2 separate regions of the Homo sapiens genome follow, and region 1 is linked to region 2. The links are chromatin loops, found by intact Hi-C in ENCODE. Cell type or tissue: tibial artery. All regions are shown on one strand. Each heading gives the region's core, and the rest is flanking DNA. Links, peaks and the distances in the headings are about the cores only. Region 1 has its middle 51 kb from the start of SCNN1G. Region 2 has its middle 49 kb from the start of LINC02890.

What was found. Hi-C counts contacts between places; a loop is a spot of excess contacts. Peaks named below come from ENCODE experiments on the same cell type or tissue, not always from the same donor. Only the 100,000 strongest peaks of a DNase experiment are listed, where the experiment ranks them.
Region 1: it touches region 2 in a loop (7-fold over the local background); 1 of 110 quality-filtered maps calls a loop at or near these places.

The regions. Positions count from the first base shown.
Region 1 is chr16:23,231,348-23,236,724 of GRCh38, reverse strand. No RefSeq gene overlaps it. Among named protein-coding and RNA genes, the nearest start is that of SCNN1G, 51 kb to the right of the region's middle. In tibial artery, for the core only: no CTCF peak of the experiment used is centred there; a DNase peak (open chromatin) is centred at 2,154; H3K27me3 peaks cover 350 bases.
Region 2 is chr16:22,659,377-22,664,753 of GRCh38, reverse strand. No RefSeq gene overlaps it. Among named protein-coding and RNA genes, the nearest start is that of LINC02890, 49 kb to the right of the region's middle. RefSeq lists an enhancer at 1-76. In tibial artery, for the core only: no CTCF peak of the experiment used is centred there; no DNase peak of the experiment used is centred there; H3K27me3 peaks cover 1,335 bases.

The DNA.
Region 1 (5,377 bases), core at 169-5,168, 570 kb before region 2:
GGAAAGTATTAATACAAATATTTCCCATCCCTCTCCTCCCCCATGCGTAGCCTTCCCGGCTATCAGCAACCCCCACCAGAGTGGTACATTAGTTGCAGTTGACGGACCTACATTGACACATCATGATCACCCAAGTCCATAGTTTACATTAGGGTTCACTCTTGGTGTTGCACATTCTATGGGTTTGGTCAAATGTATAATGACAGCCTGGCATGGTGGCTCAGACCTGTAATCCCAGTACTTTCGGCAGCTGAGGTGGGTGGATCACAAGGTCAGGAGTTCAAGACCAGCCTGACCAATATGGTGAAACCCTGTCTCTACTAAAAATACAAAAATTAGTCAGGTGTGGTGGTGTGTGCCTGTAGTCCTAGCTACTTGGAAGGCTGAGACAGGAGAATTGCTTGAACCCAGGAGGCTGAGGTTGCAGTGAGTCGAGATCACACCACTGCACTCCAGCCTGGGTTTCAGAGCAAGACTCCTTCTCAAAATAAATAAATAAATAAATAAATAAATAAAATAAACAAATGTTTAATGATATGTGTCCATCATCATAGTATCATAATGGAGTAACTTCACTGCCCTAAAAATTCTCTGTGCTCAGTGTATTCATCCCTTCCTCCCACTACCCCCTGTCACATAGTTAAAATCATATAGTATGTAGCCTCTTCCGGTTGGTCTTTTTCATTTAGTAATATGTGTTTATGTTTCCTTGTTTCATTTTCATGGCTTGATAGCTCATTCCTTTTTAGTGATGAATAATATTCTGTCATCTGGATGTAGCAGTTTATTTATCCATTCACCTACTGAAGGGCATCTTGGTTGCTTCCAAGTTTGGGCAATTATGAATAAAGTTGCTATAAATAAATATCTGTGTGCAGGTTTTTTTTGTGGACACAAATTCTCAACTCCTATGGGCTTTTTTTTAAAGCTATCCAATTGGCAAGAATGGTGAAGTTTAACACTGTGTTGGAGAGGATGTGGGGAAATAGGTAATCTAAAATAGTGAAGACACATACCCTTTGGCCTGGTAATTCTCCTTCCAGGAATCTATTGGACAGATATACCTACACATGCATAGAGGGAGGTTCGCACAAGGATATTCTCTGCAGCATTATTTGTTGTAGCAAAGGGTTGGAAAGAATTTAAATGTCTGTCAATAGTGGACTTGCCAAATAAGTTATGGCACATCATTTCAGTGGTTGTCATATGGGATTACCAAAACAAATAAGGTCACCCAATAAGAATTGATATGGAAAAATACCCAAGATTTTTGTTGTTGTTGTTGAGATAGAGTCTTACTCTGTCACGCAGGCTGGAGTGCAGTGGCGCAATGTCAGCTCACTGCAGCCTTGACCTCCCGAGTTCAAGCCATCCTCCCATTTCCACCTCCCTAGTAGCTGTGACTACAGGTGTGCGGCACCAGGCCTGGCTAATATTTTTGTATTTGTAGAGATGAGATCTTGCTATGTTGCTCAGGCTGGTCTCAAACCCCTGAGCTCAAGTGATCCCTTCACCTCAGCCTCTCAAAGTGCTGGAATTACAGCCACTGCCAGGCCAATACCTAAGACATTTGAAGTGAAAAAGTCAGTAACAGGATGGAAAATGGTGTACTACCATTGATGTAAAAATGGATAAGGGTCTATCCATTTTTTGGAGCCAGACTGCCTTGGCTTAAATCCCAGCTCCACCACTTTCTAGCTTTGTAACCTGGGAAAAGTTGCCTGTTCCTCAGTTTCCTCAGCTGCTGCCCTCAGAGGGTTATCAGGGAAAGGAAGGAGTTTACTTCTCCCTTTTGTATTTTTAAATATTTTAAAACCATGGGACTATGTTAACCTATTTTTTTCTTTTCTTTTCTTTTTTTTTTGTTAGACAATGTCTCTGTCACCCAGACTGGAGCACAGTGGCATGAAGATACCTCACTGCAGCCTCCATCTCCTGACCTCAAGCAATCCTCCCACCTCCTGAGTAGCTGGGACTACAGGCACCTGTCGTCATGCCTGGCTAATTTTTAATTTCTTGTAAGACAGGGTTTTGCTATGTCGCCCAGGCTGGTCACAAACTCCTGGGCTCAAGTAATGCCCCTGCCTTGGCCTCCCAAAGTGTTGGGATTACAGGCATGAGCCACAGCCCCTGGCCTACCTAATTGTTTTTTTTTTTAGTTGAGATGAGATTTTGCTACATTGCCCAGGCTGGTCACAAACTCCTGGCCTCATGCAATCCTCCCACCTCGGCCTCCCAAAGTGCTGGGATTATAGGTATAAGCCACTGCACCTGGCCTACCTCATTTTATTTCAATTAAAAATTCTAATCAAAGAAGATACACAAGTAGCAAATAAACACGTGGAAAAGACGCTCAACATCATCATTAGGGAAATGCATATTCAGGCCACAATGAGATACCACCTCATACTTATTCGTGTGGCTAAAATGATAAAGGCTGACAATACCAAGTGCTGGTGAAGATGTGGAGCAGCTGGAATTTTCATGTGCTGCTGGTGGGAATGTAAAATGGTACGATCACTTTGGAAAACAAGATGGCAGTTTCTTATCAAGTGAAACATGCACCCACTGCACCTTCACAGTGACCTGCAATTTCAGTCCTAGGAATTGACCCAAGAGGAATAAAAACCTACGTACTTGAATGTTCTTAACAGCTTCCTTCAAAATAGCCCAAAACTTGAAACCACCCCAAAGTTCATCAACCTGGAAATGGATAGCCAGACTGGTATATCCATACAATGATATAAAAAGAAATGAACTGCTGATACTCGGAACAACATTGATGAATTACGCTAAATGAAAACATTTACATTATACTAAGTGAAAGAATCCAGAAACAGAAACCTTGGCTGGGCACGTCGGCTCACTTCTGTAATCTCAGCACTTTGGGAGGCTGAGGTAGGTGGATCACTTGAGGTCAGGTGTTCGAGACCCATCTGGCAAACATGGCAAAACCCCGTCTCTACTAAAAATACAAAAAATTAGCAGGGCGCGGTGGCATTCACCTGTAATCCCAGCTACTTGGGAGGCTGAGGTAGAATTGCTTCAACCCGGGAGGTGGAGGTTGCAGTGAGCCAAGATCCTGTCACTGCGCTCCAGCCTGGGTGACAGAGCGAGACCCTGTCTCTAAAAACAAAACAAAATAAAACAAAACAAAAAACCCCACAACACCCAAATACTGTATGCTTCTGTTACAGTAGGCAGGCAGACATGAGCAGGGCAGGAGAGGGCTCCCCCCGATCCACAGACCAGGACTGTCAGGCGACAATCAGGTGATGGTCAGGCAGCTGTTAAGCTGTTCTCTAAAATAATAATTGGTCACAGCCAGGGCCAGGGAAAGACAGTCTACCAATAGATAGAAAGACCTGAAACTAGTGAAGAGCATCTTCCCAATAAGCTCTTGGGAGTTGAGCGAGTGGACTCAAGCATGCTCATTAACAGGCAAAATGGCAGAGTTTAACTGATATATGGCCTTCTAGGAACATTTGGCCAGTAAGGGAAGAACGCCTCAAGTAGGCATATGTACAACTCCAGTAAACACAGTATGCATGCAGCCCCTCCCAAGCACTGGCAGATCACTGTACATGCAGACAGCCCACCCTAACAGAAGAATCAGGGAACAGATACAAGACCCTGGAAGTATGCCAACATATAAAACCCTAAGTCAAAAGGTCCAACCATGCACTTGAGCTCTCTCAAGTCGCCTGCTTGGCCCTCTTCCAAGTGTACCTTCCTTGCTTTTGTTCCTGCTCTAAAGCTTGGTAATAAACTTTCCCTCCTGCTCTAAAAATTGCCTTGGTCTGTCACTCTACCTTATGTCCTTTGGATGATTTCTTTCTTCCGAGGAGGCAAGAATTGAGGTTGCTGCACTCATACAGATTGACTGTTACAGTTCCATTTATAGAAAATTCTAGAAAAGGCAAAATCATAGTGATAAGAAGTAGATTAGTGGTTGCTAGGGAGTAGGAGTAGGGAGGGCTTGAGAGCAAAGAGGTGCAAGGGAACTTTAGGGGACTGAAATATTCTATATTATGGTCGTGGTGGTGGTTCCATGACTGCATATTGTCAAAACTCAAATTGGATTAAAGAAATTGTGAATTTGGGCCAGGCACAGTGGCCCATGCCTATAATCCTAGCACTCTGGGAGGCCAAGGCGGGTGTATAACCTGAAGTCAGGAGTTCGAGACCAGCCTGGCCAACATGGTGAAACCCTGTCTCTACTATGAATACAAAAATTAGCCAGGTGTGGTGGCACGTGCCTGTAATCCCAGCTACTTGGGAGGCTGAGGCAGGAGAATCACTTGAACCCGGGAGGTGGAGATTGCAGTGAGCTGAGATCACACCACTGCACACCAGCTTGGGCTACAGAGTGAGACTCCATCTCAAAACACAACAAAACAAACAAAACAAAAAAACAGGCTTCGTCTAACAACTATACATTTTTTTTAGAAGGATGGCCTGGCCTAAGAGGCTCAGGGACAGAGGCATGGCCTGGTCTCTAATGTTTGGTGGCAGGGAAATTAAACAGGATGAGGCTGGGAAGGGCCCATTTGGTTGGATGCTTTTGTGGCCCTTTTGCTGGGGCATCTTGGTGGGGGCGGGATGGAGTGGATCCCAAACTGTAAGGAGTAAAAGAGTCAATGTGGGGTGAATAAGGGGAGGTAGCCATCTGAGATCAACTTCCAAGAAATTTGTCTGTTCATAGATAATGGAATAAACATGACCCAACCTTTCTGGTTACAAAAGAAATGCAGATTAAAAGGACAACACTGTGACTTATCTGCTTGGTACAGTCTGATAGCCTGGGCAGCCAAAGTGGTGTGTAATCTTTGTAGAAAGCAATTTGGAATAAAAGGACTCTCTCTTCTCAAAGCGTAAGCTCTAGGCCGGGTGCGGTGGCTCACGCCTGTAATCCCAGTAACTTGGGAGGCCGAGGTGGGAGGATCAATTGAAGCCAGGAGTTTAAGACCAGCCTGGGCAACATGACAAAACCCCATCTCTACTAAAAATACAAAAATTAGCTGGGTGTGGTGTGGCACATCTGTAATCCCAGCTACTCGGGAGGCTGAGGCATGAGAATCACTTGAGCCTGGGAGGCGGAGGTTGCTGTGAGCCAAGACCGTGCCGCTGCATTCCAGCCTGCGCAGCAGAGCGAGACCCTGTCTCAAAAACAACAACAACAACAACAACCCAAAAAAGTGTAAACTCTTTGACCTGGCTGCTCCAGTAGGAATTTATCCTAAGGAAATAGTTTGGCAAAGGCAGTGGTGAATCAAAGTGTCATTTATAACATATACCTATAGAAACAACCTATGTATCCAGTAATAGAGGATTGGCTGAGTGAAATAATGGTTTATTCATCCCAGAATTTGCTCTC
Region 2 (5,377 bases), core at 271-5,270:
GCTTCATCCCCGCCCACCTGCTAGACGAGGTCTCCTCCCAGGTGTTCTTCTCATCCACAGCGCTACTCACAATCACAGTTCCTCATTTTGGGAGGATTTTTAAAACTTAATGTCTGTCTCCCCTACTTGGCTGTAAAAATTTCATGAGGGTTAGGGCTGTGTCTTTGTCGCCTGCATGCCCAGAGCCTGGCACAGAGTTGAAGATGGATGAATGTGTGCAGAACAAACTAATGGATCCACTTGGAATAAGAGCACATAGCAGGGCTCTTGGGGCCTCTGCCCACACGCACTCAGACCACGCTCTGCACACAGCTCCTTGTGTGCTTTCTCTTAGCCAGCACCTGCATGTTGGCAGAGGGCTGCTCTCACTTTGCCTGTGTGTGCTGAGACTGGAGTGCCTGGGAATTTGCACTCCCCTTGGAGGCCAGCCCTTAACCAATTAGTGGTGAAGGCAGGCTTAGAAGCATGCCAGCTGGCCGGGTGGAATGGCTCATGCCTGTAATCTCAACACTTTGGGAGGCCAAGGCAGGAGGATCACTTGAGGCCAGGAGTTCAAATCCAGCCTGGGCAACACAGCAAGACCCTATCTCTACAAAAAAAAAAAATTAAAAATAGCCGGACATGGTGGTGAGTGCCTATAGTCCCAGCTATTTGGGAGGCTGAGGCAAGAGAATTGCTTGAGCTCAGGAGTTTGAGGCTGCAGTGACCTATGATCGCACCATTGCAGTCCAACCTTGGTGACAGAGCAAGCCCCTGTCTCTGAAACATCACGCCAGCTCTCTTGTCTTGATCGGAAAACTGCAAGGAGCAGCCTGAACTCTCCCTGGAGCTGTCCTGGGGACTGAGCCACAGCAGTCCTCCTGTAGGACCTTGCTTGATCCAACACCCTTCTTGGCTTCTTCTCTTCTCCATTCTATTTTCCCACTCCCCTACTAGTGTTTCTGAGAACCCCTCATAATAAATCACTTTTACACAAATCCTCGTCTCAGCGTCTGCTTCCAGGGAGCCCAACCTAAAACAGAGAGTCTTCTGCCTGCAAATATTCTCACTGAGCTGTGATTAAGATCATACATTTTAGAGCATGCAAGCACTCTAACCAGACAGGCCATTTGCTGATTCAGACAAGGATAAAGTCCTGCTAGTAACACTGTAACTGGCAGGGCATATTCATGTCAACAAGCTAAGCCCCTCTAGTCTTGAACCTTCTCCCCGACTAGCCCAGTGCCCCACTGAGACAGCATGAGAAGTCTGTGCCACTGAGATCCCAACCAAACTGGACATTGGAGCTCAGCAGCAAGACTGACTTGGGGGTAAGCCAAGATCATCTTTAAGATGCTCCTGCTCCTTCTCAAGGTAGGTGAATAGCTAGAGCCCAGAAGCTCGAGACCAGCTTGGGCAACACAGTGAGATCCCATCTCTACAAAAAATAAAAAATTATCTGGGCATGGTGATGCACACCTGTTGTCCCAGCTACTTGGGAGGCTGAAGTAGGAGGATTGCTAGAACCTGGGAGGTGGAGGCTGCAGTGAGCCATGATTGTGCCACTGCACTCCAGCATGGGTAACACAGTAAGACCCTGTCAAAAAAAAAAGAAGAAGAAGAAGAAGAAGAAGAGGAAGAAGAAGAGGAAGAAGAAGAGGAAGAAGAGGAAGAGGAGGAAGAGGAGGAAGAGGAGGAAGAGGAGGAAGAGGAAGAAGAAGAAGAAGAAGAAGAAGAAGAAGAAGAAGAAGAAGAAGAAGAAGAGGAAGAAGAAGAAGAAGAAGAGGAAGAAGAAGAAGAAAAGATGTTATGTGCGACCAGGGCAGGGCAGAACCAAGCTTTTGGGTGGAGAGAAGGAGGTTCCTCTGACTAGAGGATCTTAGGGGGCTGAGGTGCAGGCTGTTAAGGTTTTTGTAGCAAGGATGTCTTCAGCTTTAGGACACAGACTACCTAATTTTAAAAAGGCTTACATAATAGAGACATGTTTATTGAAGGAATTGCTATAAAGCAAAATAACAGGGTGTTGTGGAAGAGAAAATCAGAAGTCAATGCAGATGGTGTTGGCAAAAGCCTCTCTAAGGAAGGTGCATTTAAATCAAGACCAGAAGATGGAGAGGGATCAGCTGTTTCACAAGAGCACAGTGGCCCCTAGAGATGTTCACGTCCCGATCACCAGAACCTGTGAACATGTAACCTCACATGGCAGTAAAGACTTTCTGGATGTGATTAAACTAAGAATCATGAGGTGGGTGATCATCCTGGATGATTTAGGTTGTTCCACTGTAATCACAAGGGTCCTTAATAAGGGAAGGAGGGAGACAGGGGGGTGGTCAGAGAAGGAGACGTGATGATGGAGGCAGAGGTCAGAGTGATGTAGCCATGAGCCAAGGCATGCAGGCTGCCTGTACCTCTGGAAAAGGCAAGGAAACAGATTATCCTGAGAGCCTCCAGAAAGAATGCCCCTTGATTTTAGCCCAGGGAGATCCATCTTGGACTTCTGACCTACAGAACTGGAAGATAAGAAATGTGTGTTGTTTTAAGCCACTAAGTCCGTGGTCATGAAGTCACAGCACAAAGAGGAAATTAACACAAGTGTCACCTCAGAGGGATCAGCATGTACACAGTCCTGAGGCAGGAGGGCTTTTATTTGAGAAATGTGAAACAGATCCATGTGGCTGGTACCCAGTGGGCCAGGAGGTAGAAGTGGACAAGATGATGCAGGCCCTCATGTACCACCCTCCACAGGAAGTTGGGATTTTATTCTAAGATTGACGGGAAGCCATTAAAAAGTGTTTGTGGGGCAGGGTGTGGTGGCTCACACCTGTAATCACAGCACTTTGGGAGGCCAAGATGGGTGGATCAGTTGAAGTCAGGAGTTCGAGACCAGCCTGGCCAACATGGTGAAATCTCATCTCTATTAAAAATACAAAAATTAGCTGGGTGTGGTGGCACATGCCTGTAATCCCAGCTACTCGGGAGGCTGAGACAGGAGAATCACCTGAACCCAGGAGGTGGAGGTTGCAGTGAGCTGAGATCGTGCCACTGCACTCCAGCCTGGGCGACAGAGCGAGACTCCAACTCAAAAAAAGAAAAAAGAAAGTGTTTTTGGTTTTTGTTTGTTTTTGTTTTTGTAGATGGGATCTAGCTCTGTTGTCTAGGCTGTAGTGCAGTGGAACAATCATAGTTCACTGCAGACTCTTGCCTCAGCCTCCCAAGTAGCTAGGACTACAGGCAAGCACCACCATGCCCAGCTAATCTTTCAACTTAAAAAAATTTTTTTTTGAAAGACGGGGTCTCACTATGTTGCCCAGGCTTGTTTCAAACTTCTGGCCTCAAGCGATCCTCCTTCCTTGGCTCCCCAAAGTGCTGGGATTACAGGCGTGAGCCACCATGCCCATCCCCATTAAAAAGTTTTAATGTAATCTGATCTTCATGTTTCCAAGACCACTTTGGCTGCTGTGTGATGATGGGGGCGGTGGGGAGGCTGTGGTGAGGACCCGTAAGAGCAGAAGCGTAGAGTTCAGTCTGGAGGCTGTGAAAATAATCCAGGAAGGCAACACAATGGCCTCTATCAAGGCGGTAGGGATACAGGTAAGGAGATGGCTGCAAGATATATCTCAGACTCTGATTTATTGGCTCTGAAAAAATCAAATAAAATAATTTGGACATCTTAGTGCCAGAGGCCCTTTGATTAAATAAAAGCCAGCTTTTCAGAGACCACATGTTGGGTCCTCACAGTGACAAACAGAGCCACCACACAGGCAGTCCCCAGCGCAGGGACTTGGGGATGTTCGGGCAGCACACAGAGAGGTAAAAGGAAAATGTATGTTCCTTCCTAAGTGTCCAGCAACAAATGACTGCCCGGCAAGAAAGAAATTTAGAGTGCAGAAGGATGGTCTTGCCACACTGTGAAACTAGAAGTCAGATATGATTTACGGGGACAATGACTTAATCTCCTAAACCACCATCAAGTCCTGACCTGTCTCAGTTCCATAAAAATCTCTAGTTCAGTCTCCAATTTGAAGTTACAAAAATGAGTTTGGATCCTTCAGGAATTCAGATTTACTGTTAAGTCTATCCAAAGACCTGCCAACAGATGTTAGAGGGTTTTGGAAATGTTAGAGACTCATGCCTACTGACAGAAGTGTTAAGTAGAATCAGTGTTCCCATTTTATTTTTAAGCCAGGAGGGGAGATCGTGTTTGTCCTAGGGTGACTTTCCTGAGTACCTTCTGTTCCTCACAAGAAATAATAATCATAATGAAGAAGTTAACAACCAAGCAACAACAGATACCATTTCTGGAGCACTTACTATGTACAACATTAGGAGACAGACCTATTATCACCCCCACTTTAGACTTGAGGAAACAGAATCTCAGAAATATTTGCCAATGACTTACAAGGAAGCAGTGGAGATGGGTCTAACTATGAAAACAAGTTCTAAAACCAGAGATCTGCAAACGATGGCCTGTGGGCAAAATCCCACCTGCCCTTGTTTTTGTAAATAAAGTTTTATTGGAACATAAAACATGACCATTTGTTTACCTACTGCCTATGGCTGTTTTCCCACTCCAAGGGCAGGGCTGAGTCCTTGCCAAAAGAGACCAGATGGTCCACAGAGCCTAAAATATTTACTGTCTGTCCCTTTACAGAAGAAGTTTGCCAATTCCTGTTCTAGAACATACATTGCACAGCGAGCGTTTCCTCATAACTCCTCCTCCTACTCCTTCAGGACATTTCTATACCATCCACCCCACTCACAAGTTGGAGACCTATTCCAGATGGTTGAGTGGGACTCCCGGGATCCTCCCACTCCCACAGCCAGCTTGCAAAGACCCCTGGCATCCTTCCGTCTTTTTTTTTTTTTTTTTTTTTTTTTTGAGACAGAGTCTCACTGCAAACTCACTGCAACCTCTGCCTCCTGGGTTGAACCAATTCTCCTGCCTCAGCCACCTGAGTAGCTGGGACTACAGGTGCACGCCACCACGCCTGGCTAATTTTTGTATTTTTAGTAGAGACAGGGTTTCACCATGTTGGCCATGCTGGTCTCTAACTCCTGACCTCAAGTGATTCCCCTACCTTGGCCTCCCAAAATGCTGGGATTACAGGTGTGAGCCACTGCGCCTGGCCCCAGCTGGCTTCCTTCCTCCTTGTCCTGCTCTGTTGTTGAGAGGAGGGGTAGGGTGAAGCCTAGGCCATCACAAGCAGGACTCCTGGAAAACTTGTGCCTCCTACACCAGTTCTGCTACCTCAGGGAATGAGCCAGTGGACTTACCTGTGGAGCACTCACCTGGGGAGCACACATCCCACAAGTGATTTCTTAAGAAGTACTCGTGCTATGTACAGGCAACCATAGGGCCCTGAGCTGCATGAGTTCTAGGAAACACTCATCTCAAGTC